Linked DNA regions of Homo sapiens: region 2 is linked to region 1. The links are chromatin contacts, found by Hi-C in ENCODE. All regions are on one chromosome and are shown on one strand. The core of a region is the stretch at or near the end of the contact, and the rest is flanking DNA. Distances in the headings are between cores, read along the strand shown.

The links. A loop is a pair of places that touch in the nucleus more often than their neighbours do. Pooled maps may share reads with other maps.
Region 2: a loop to region 1 is called in a map with no recorded cell type, with 8 times the contacts of the local background. The contact joins the enhancer-like site here to the promoter of IL23R in region 1. A Hi-C loop is called at or near these places in 6 of 37 single-sample maps with no recorded cell type and 4 of 50 pooled maps.

Annotation. Positions count from the first base shown.
Region 1 is chr1:67,163,029-67,168,044 of GRCh38, forward strand. IL23R (interleukin 23 receptor) reads left to right here and starts at 3,426. Exons shown (of 11, transcript NM_144701.3): 1 at 3,426-3,513. RefSeq lists an enhancer at 3,178-3,367.
Region 2 is chr1:67,109,780-67,115,166 of GRCh38, forward strand. All of the region lies in intron 5 of C1orf141 (chromosome 1 open reading frame 141), which reads right to left. Among named protein-coding and RNA genes, the nearest start is that of C1orf141, 22 kb to the right of the region's middle. Within about 2 kb of position 2,837, at least 2 of the 41 ENCODE cell types and tissues checked have a DNase peak (open chromatin) inside an H3K27ac peak, as active enhancers do.

The DNA of each region.
Region 1 (5,016 bases), core at 2,176-4,675:
AAGTCAACATTGGCTTTTAATGCACACCTCACAGGAAATGGTGATGATTCAATCTTTTTTCTCCAACAAAGCTGAATGAGCCATGAGGTGCTGGACACTGAGAAGAAAAGAGCAGCTGCTACAGATACCATCATTTGGATGAGTCAAAAGATGTATGTGGCCAGGTGTGGTGACTCATGCCTGTAATCCCAGCACTTTGGGAGGCCAAAGTGAGCAGATCACTTGAGATTAGGAGTTTGAGACCAGCCTGGCCAACATGATGAAACACCATCTCTACAAAATATACAAAAATTAGCCAGGCGTGTTGGCAGGTGTGTGTAGTCCCAGCTACTTGGGAGGCTGAGTCAGGAAGATCACTTGAACCCAGGAGGCAGAGGTTGCAGTGACCAGAGATCATGCCACTGCACTCCAGCCTGGGCCACAGAGCAAGACCCTGTCTCAAAAAAAAAAAAAAAAAAAAAAAAAAAAAAGACAGAAAAGAAAAGAAAAAAGAAAAGAAATGTAATCCCCAGTGCTGGAGGTTAGGCCTAGTGGGAGGTGTTTGGATCATGTGGGCGGATCCTGCATGAATGGCTTAGTGCCATCCTCTTGATGATGAGAGCGAGTTCTCGTTCAGAGTTCAGGTGAGATCTGGTTGTTTAAAAGTGTGTGGCACCTCCCCCTGCTCCTCTTGCTCCTGCTCTCTCCATGTGATGCACCTGCTCCTGCTTTGCCTTCTGCCATAATTGTAAACTTACTGAGGCCTCACCAGAAGCCAGGCGGATGTTGGTGCCATGCTTGCACCGGCTATAGAACTGTGAGCCAATTAAGCCTCTTTTCTTTATAAATTACCAAGTCTCAGTTATTCCTGTATGGTAACACAAGAACAGTCTAATACACTCCTAGAATAAAACATAGGGAAAAACCTCTTTGACACTGGTCTGGGTAAAAATATTTTTAGATATGACACTGAAAAAACAAGCAACAAAAGCAAAAATAAATAAGTGGGACTATATCAAACTAAAAAGCTCAGCAAAGAAAACAACCAACAAAATAAAAAGACAACCTACAGAAGGGAAAAAAATATTTGCAAATCATTTATCTGATAAAAGGTTAATATCCAAAATACATAAGGAACTCAAATGACTCAATAGCAAAAACAAAAACAATAAAGGCCAGAAAATCTGATTTAAAAATCAGCTCTTGGGCAGAGCACGGTGACTCACGCCTGTAATCCCAGCACTTTGGGAGGCTGAGATGGGCAGATCACTTGAGGTCAGGAATTCGAGACCAGCCTGGCCAACATGGTGAAACCCTATCTCTACAACAAATACAAAAAACCAGACCGGGTGAGGCGTCTCACGCCTGTAATCCTAGCACTTTGGGAGGCCAAGGCAGGAGGATCACCTGAGGTCAGGAGTTCAAGACTAGCCTGACCAACATGGTGAAACCCCGTCTCTACTAAATACAAAAAAAATTACCGGGGCATGGTGGCACATGTGTAATCCCAGCTACTTGGGAGGCTGAGGCAGGAGAATCACTTGAACCCAGGAGGCAGAGGTTGCAGTGAGCCGAGATTGTGCCATTGCACTCCAGCCTGGGCAACAGAGCAAAACTCTGTCACAAAATAAAATAAAATAAAATAAAATAAAATAAAATAAAATAAAATAAAACAAAAATCAGCTCTTGATTTTCCATAGCCTCCTAACTGGGCTCTTCATCTTCAATCAATTCTCCACACAGTGTTGGAGTCATATGTTGCTTAATGACTGGGATACCTTCTAAGAAATGTGTCATCAGGCGATTCTGGACCTGAATAGATTTTTTTTTCAAGGAAGACGGATAAATGGCCAATAAGTATATGAAGAGGTACTCAACATTACTGATTATCACATAAATACAAATCAAAACTACAATGAGCTGGGCGTGGTGGCTCACTCCTGTAATCCCAGGACTTTGGGATGCCAAGACTGGCAGATTGCTTGAGTTCAGGAGTTCAAGACTAGCTTGGGCAACATGGTGAGAACCCATCTCTACCAAAACTACAAAAAATTAGCTGAGTGTGATGGCATGTGCCTGTGGTGCTAGCTACTCAGGAAGCTGAAATGGGAGGATCACCTGAGCCCAGGAGGCAGAGGTTGCAGTGAGCCGTAATCACGCCGCTGCACTCCAGCCTGTGTGACAGAGCAAGACTCTGTCTCAAAACAAAAACAAAAACAACAACCAAAACCAAAAAACAAAACTACAATTAGATATCACTTCCCACCTTTTGGGGTGCCTATGATAAAAAGACAAGATATAAGTATTGCTGAGGGTACAGAGAAAGGGCAGCCTTGTACACTGCTGTTAGGAATGTAAATTGGTACAGTTATCATGGAAAACAGTGTGAAATAAAAACAATTTTATTTAAAAAATTAAAATAGACCTACCTTAGGATCCAGCAATCCCTCTTCTGGATCTATAGTCCCCCCACAGAATGAAATCAGCACCATGAGAGATATCTGCCTTCCCATGTTCATGAAGCGTTAGTCAAAATAGCCCAAACATGGAAATAACATTTTAAGTGCCTATCAGTGGAATAATTGGTAAAGAATCTGTAGGCTATACAGGAATATTATGCAGCCATAAAAAGGAAGGAAATTCTGCCATTGCGGTAACATAGATGCAACTTGAGGGCATTATGCTAACTGAAATAAGCCAGACAGAGAAAGACAAATACTGCGTGATCTCACTTATATGCAGAATCTGAAATAGTTGAACCCATAAAAACAGATGATAGAATGGTGGTTACCAAGGTTAGAGGGTGGTGGAGGGAAAGGAAGCTATTGGTCGAAGGGCATAAACTTGCAGTTATAAGATGAGTAAGTTCAGGAGATCTGATATACAGTATGGTGACCATAGTTAACAATACTGAATTATACAGCATACTTGAAATTTGCTTGAATGTTCTCTCTGCAAAATAAAGAGTAACTAAATAAGATGAGAGATGTATTAACTAACTTGATTGTATAATAACTTCACAAAATATGTATGTATCAAATCATCATGTTGTATATCATCAAATTGTAGAATTTTATTCATCAATTATATTTCAACAAAGCTGGAAAACTAAAAAAAGAAACAAGTGTATAATTAATAACAATGCTGGTTGTAAATTAAAACTAAGCGTCATATTTTTGGTGTCAAAATGTTTGACATTTTTAAGAAAACATGTATAAGTGTTCTGCCTCTTGGATGAGACCATTTTAAATTAAGCTGTAAAAAAAAAGTACCGACAAAACAGTTCACTTTCAGTAATCTGGATTTCCCCAAATAGTGACACGAGAGCCAGTCATTTCGAATTGGACAGTTTGAGTTCCTCTTCAAGAGTCTGCAATGTAGGTCAGGGCTCTGCTGACATTTCCATTGACCTCAGAAGTGAAAATCTAAAGTGAGTGCTGACAGGCAGGCAGTGAGGAAAGAAGACATGACACAGCCAACAAGGGTGGCAGCCTGGCTCTGAAGTGGAATTATGTGCTTCAAACAGGTTGAAAGGTAAATAGGCAGCGATCATCCAAATACTTAAAGACAGCTATATTTCCTTTTGGAAATACATGGGCCAAGTTGTTTTCTCTTGCAAGTTCTCATGATATTCCATGCAGTGGTTACTGATGAAAAGGGAATCTATAATATTATATGGCATCACATTACTTTAAATAATAATTATTGCATATTTCCATCAGTTAACTTCTAACTAGGAACATTTTTAGGGCTTCTGTTGCTTCTTATGAAGAGAAGAATTACTATTGCTAACAAATAATGAAAGGGATCCCTATATTTCTGAGCCAAGGGGACCCCAGTTTTTTTAAATGTTACTAGATATTTTATGCGATATGATGAGCCATGCATTGCGTTCTCTTGTAGTTTTATAGAAAAAGCTCAGGTTTTATTAAACAGATAAAATAACTGAATAATGTTGATCATTGAGTAAATGAGTTAATTCATGTAACTGATTAATCAAATAGTGTAACTCTAGTTGTAAACTAACAACGGTATTATTAGGAATTTCTATAACGTGTTCCTTTCGCGTTCTCTACAGATGAAAGGCTTTTTCCTCTTTTTTAGGGGGTGCGGGGGACAAGGTCTCACTCTGTCGCCCAGGCTGGAGTGCAATGGTGTGATCATGGTTCACTGCAACCTTCACCTCCCGGGTAGCTGGGATGACCGTCACATGCCACCACACTGGGCTAATTTTTGTATTTTTAGTAGGGACAGGGTTTCACCCTGTTGCCCAGCCTGATCTCGAACTCCTGGGCTCAAGCAATCCACCGGCCTCTGCCTCCCAAAGTGCTGGGATTACAGGCATGAGCCACCACGCCTCCCCAGATGAAACGCTTTTTAGAGTCTCACTGGTGAGAGCACATATTGCTTAATCTCACTTCACTTTTCTTAATTTTGAATCCATTTTCTCTGGGAGTTCTGAAATTTTTGGCTCTTCCCAAGTTTAGCTCATCAAAGACTAGTATTTCTGGAGTGTGATAAGTATGTAACTTTGGCAGGGAGAAGAATTCATCACCAGAAGTTAGCTCAGCCCAGGCACCATGGTTCATGCCTGTAATCCTAGCACTTTGGGAGGTTGAGTTGGGAGGACCGCTTGAGCCCAGGAGTTTGAGGTTACAGTGAGCTATGATAATGCCGCTGCACTCCAGCCTGGGCTACAGAGCCTGGCCCTTGTCTCTAAAAAAATTTAAAACATAAAATAAAAAAAGAAGTTAACTCAGAGGAGGAGGTTTCTGATGAGAAAGGCTAGATTAGGAGGCACTGTAATGGATCAAATGCCCTACTGAGTTAATTCATAGTGACTTTTGAAGAGTATAAAATTCCATTTATTTGCTTTACTTCTCCATCTCTTGTTATATCTCCTAAATATACCAGTAACATTTCTTTGCTCTGTTTCCTTCCTTCCTTTCTTCCTTCCTTCTTTCCTTCTTCCTCCCTAATCAAAGGTTCCCATCAAATACAATAATTCTTAGGGAAAAATGTTATGCTTTTTATTAT
Region 2 (5,387 bases), core at 1,587-4,086, 54 kb before region 1:
TACATGTTTGATATTATTATCATCATTTCCCACAAGAAAAAAGAAAGGCCATTAGAAAGTCCAAGAAAAAACATAAAAGTGTACTGAACAGTTAAGGTCTAAATATGAGGGAAACTAAAACATGGCATTTTTTTAGTAATAGATAGAGAAAAAAGAGTCCATTGTTGTTAAATTGTACCCACTGAGAAGAAAGGTAATCCAAGCACATTACTTTGTTCGGTAATGATTATTACAGAGACATTACTATAATGTAAATGAAATGATTATTTATAAATAATAATATAAATGCTGTTAATAGTATTTTGAGTTTTAGAATTAACCTACAAACAACTTAATCAGAGTTCAAAGCTGAATATAATAGTTGACTTAAAAAATGTGAAAGTAAATAAATATATACTTGACCTAGGGAAGAAGTGTGGAAGATAGTTGGAAGACAGGATAAAACTGTTAAGATCTTCATCATATATAAAGGGGAATCAGGAGTTAGTGATTAAAAATGATGGGAAAAAAGTTAGATATATTATTTCAAGTTGCAAAAATTAACAATAGAAGAAAGGAAAAAAGTAACTATCAAAGATCCAGAAGAGGAAAGTGGGGAGAGGCAGGATGCACGGTGGTATAAACAATCTTTGTTATTGATTTTCACTAGATAATGTTTAAAGTTGATAAATTAAAATCAGCAGTAGAAACTCATTCTTTAGAAATATGGAGTTAATCTTATAAGGTACTGAAACCCAAAAAGGTTAAACTTGGTTGCTTCTGAAAAGAGGAAATTAGAAGAGGAAGCAGAGAATGAAAGGGCTGTGTGTGCTTATTAGTGTTTCTCTACTATTTGCATTTAAAATATCACATGGATATTTCTATTTTTAAAAAACTAAAATTTTATAATTTTTACATAAGATGCTAGTAAATGTATTATGATAAGTAACCTGATTGTGACGTTATGTTGTAATACATAGCTTGGGGGACTTTTATTAACCATGAACCTAAATAAAACATGAAATTAAATAAACCATGTAGATGAAGATAAAACTGATAATCCTTTTAATATTTTTTAAATTATAAAATATAGGAATATGCAACAAAAATTTGTTATTAATTATGGCCCTAAGTCTGTATTTCTCCATATTTCTTTATATATATATTATATATATATAAAATACAAAAATTAATACTTAAGAGACTCTCTAAAGTGACTTTCCCTTGCTAATTCTCTGGTTTAATTTATCTCTATAGTTCCCTATATAAAAACTACTGAATGATGTCCAAGGCACACTCAATGCTCAGAGCTAGTCACTCTTCAGCATGCCCATGAACTTCTGCTGAAGTGATTATCAAGAGTCAATAGTGTTGGTTCCAAACCTCTTTCTGGTAGTTGCTATTGCAATTATGTAATTTAATTAACCACCACACATAGCATACTCAAAAAAAGGTCTTGGTTACACATTAAAAGATTAACAAATTGATATATATTTTTATTTAATAAATTTGGATGTTTAAGTTTTACATGTATGTTTTTTATGATGCTCTGTCTTAACTGACTTTATAAGTGCTAGTCCTTACCATGTTCAATAATCTCTACTGTATTGAAATATCTCCAACAAATAATATATTATCTTCTCTACTGTCTCCATACATAAAGTTTTACATAATATCAGAGATGAAATCACTTTAACATTTTATCATTTTGAATCCTAAAATTCACTTGAATTTTGGATTTGTAGGAGCATATATAAAATTATTAGGACTAATTTGAATTTCTATTAAGTAATTACTGAGTATACAAATTACACCTACCTCAGTTGTATCCTTAAGATAAAGATAGGGTCTAATAGATCTTGATTTTAGATGTTCTTCTACTGGCTCTAAAGAAACAAACATAAGTATTTCCATGCTATTAAGTTACTTCTAATTAAACCCAATCAACCATTTTCTCCACTGCAGTAAACTTTTAAGAAATGTAAAAGAATAATTTTATTTACTTACATATGCATTGCTTGTACATGGTTAGAGCTAAATCTATTTTAGAATAATTTGCCTTAAAGTGAATTTCTATTAACAGACTATAACTTTCAATTATTTACTATTATATGATAAAGCTATATTGTCTTGGAAAATGATGGATTTCTAAATAAAATAGAATCATATGTGTTATTCAAAAAATATTTTGGCTAATTCCTTTGAAAAGAGAAATAGAAATAGTCCCTTCTACCTGCATTTCTCTCATATTCAGTTATGAGTTTTAGTAATCTGAATTATCATCCAATGGATATTCTTAAAGTAAGTATGGTGCAGGGGTCAGGCATACAGACTTTGGACTTAGATAGCCTGGGTCCAAATTGCACCTTTTTGTGTGGGTTACATAGCCATAGCCATAGGAAAGTTACTTAACATCTGTGAGTCTTACTTTCCTCATTTGTTAACTGGAAACAATAGCACTTATAGAAATACTTTCTGAGTTAAATGAAATAATAGATGTAACAAATTTAATACGGAGTCTGGTAGTCATTCAATCAATAGTTATTTGTTGATCAACTATATGCCAGACACTGATGGACTCTGGAATTGTGACTCCTGCCCAATGATGCATACATTTTAGTGGGTAATATGGAAAATAAACAAACAAAAAAACAAGACATTGGACTTGTGCAGTGGCTTACACCTATAACCCCAGCACTTTGGGAGGCCAGGACAGGTGGATCACTGGAGCCCAGGAGTTTGAGACTAGCCTGGGCAACATGGTGAAACCCTGTCTCTAAAAAAAAAGTACAAAAATTAGCTGAGTGTGGTGGTGTGTCTGTAGTCTCAGCTACTCAAGAGACTGAGGTGGGAGGATTACTGAGCCAGGGAGGTCGAAGCTGCAGTGAGCCGTGACCACACTGCTGCATTCCAGCCTGGGCAACAGAGTGAGACCGTGTCAGAAAAAGAAAACCACCAAAAAACAAAAAACCAAGGGGTGAATAATTGAAATTTATTCTGTAACAGAAATAAACACACTTTGGTGAGGGAGAACCATAAAAGAGGTATATTGTTGATAGCGTAGTCAGAGGACGCCTCTCTGAACAGATGACATTAACCAAAATATGCAAATGAGCTACAAGTTGCATGAATAGAGTATTGGTGTGTCTAGGCAGAGGGGAAAATATATATTCCTTTCAGGCAATCTGGTAGTTGTACTGAAAAGAGGCTAATGAAGTTGCAATTTGTTTATTTATTTTGAGATAGAGTCTTGCTCTGTCGCCCAGGCTGGAGTGCAGTGGCACCATCTCAGTTCACTGCAGTCTCCACCTCCTGGGTTCAAGTGATTCTCATGCCTCAGCCTCCCAAGTAGCTGGGATTACAAGTGTGCACCACCACACCCGGCTAATTTTTGTATTTTTAGTAGAGATGGGGTTTCACCATGTTGGCCAGGCTGGTCTTGAGCTCCTGACCTCAAGTGATCTGCCTACCTTGACCTCCCAAAGATCTGGGATTACAGGTGTGAACCACCCTGCCTGGTTGAAGATGCAATTTAAATGAAGGCCAGGGAGGTAGGGAATGAGGCTGAATACACACACAAGGTTCACAATATACAGGTCTTTGTTTCTTTTCTTTCTTTTTTTTTAGATGGAGTTTCACTCTTGTTGCCCAGGCTAGAGTGCAATGGTGCAATCTCAGCTTACTGCAACCTCTGCCTCCTGGGTTCAAGGGATTCTCCTGCCTCAGCCTCTCAAGTAGCTGGGATGACAGGTGTGTACTACCATGCCCGGCTAATTTTGTATTTTTAGTACAGACAGGGTTTCGCCATGTTGGTCAGGCTGGCCTCAAACTCTTGACCTCAAGTGATCCACTTGCCTTGGCATCTCAAAGTGCTGGGATTACAGCCATGAGCCACCGTGCCCGGCCAGGTCTTTGTAAGAAGTACAAGTTTCATACTAAGTACAATGAGAATCCGCTGAAGAGGCTTTAATCAGGATCAGCCTACTTTTAAAAGATCACTATATGATTTAAGGAAAGAAAATGGATTAGAGATTTTTGCTACCATTATGGAAGGCCAGGTGATTAGTAACAGCCCTCCTGCTGAAAACACCTTAAAAGGCTAGATTGAATATTTTTTAAAGTCTAAAGAGAATCATTGACTTAAAAGATGATAAGGGATCCCTGGTCTTAAATCTAGGAGAAGATAAGAACTCAGATAGGGAAGCCCAACATGCCAAGCCACTTTTTCCCTGAGAGTATTTGTGATGTGAAGGTAAGATCAAGTTTTGGAAGCTTCATGGCTTGAGATAGAAAAAAACAAAAAGCTGACCAAAGGTCCAAAGTTTTGATATTTAAATGTTCTCCAGTTCCCTTCCCCCACACACAAAAAACCCCCACACCTATTCATTTTACCTGGGATCCAAAAGGGTTACAACCTTAGGGTGAACTAGAATAGTTAAGATTGCCACCTGGATGTTTTAGGGAAAGTGAAGCCTTGAATGCTTTAGTATGTTCTGACAAGTACTGCCTCCATATACCTGGCATAAACAATAAAAAAAAAAAAAATCTTTTCTGGAGTAACGTATCATCACCCTAGTTCTCAAATTGTTCCTATAAATAATTTTCCAAATACCGTCCAGCACACATTCAAAGATAATAAGACACATAAGGAAATATGACATTATGAAAGTGAATCATGAGAAATAAAATAACAATGTGTATAACAAATCCTTTGAGAAATCAAGTTATGAAGCATAATAGAGAAATTAAGCAATAGGGGGTGATGTGGAGTCAAGAAACCTCAGTTAAGAAGGTTGATGAGAATTATGCAATTGAATGATTGTTTGATAATGGAGAGAAAGAGAAAAACGAAGGCAACACGAAAAGCTCAAATTCTCTGAGAACTGATAATGCTGATTCCTAGCTCACGGACTCCTAAAATTTCTTTTTTATTTTGAGATGGAGTCTCGCTCTTGTCACCCAGGCTGGAGTGCAGTGGCACGATCTCAGCTCACTGCAGCCTCTGCCTCCTGGGTTCAAGCGATTCTTCTGCCTAGTCTCCTGAGTAGCTGGGATTACAGGCACGCACCACCATGCCCGGCTAATTTTTGTACGTTTAATAGAGACGGGGTTTCGCCATGTTGGCCAGGCTGGTCTCGAACTCCTGACCTCAGGGGATCCACCCGCCTCGGCCTCCCAAAGTGCTGGGATTAGAGGCGTAAGCCAGCGTGCCCACCCAGCCAGATTCCTAAAATTTCTAACTTGAAAGTAAGTTTCTATTAAGCAAGCTGTTCATACTTGACTTCTAAAAAACAATAACAAGGAAATTCTCAGCATTGAGCTGAAAGGAAACTCAGAGATTTTCTTTCTAGAAGAAAACAACACATAACACTATAAACATAAAAATATATTCCTATTTTGTGAATTGT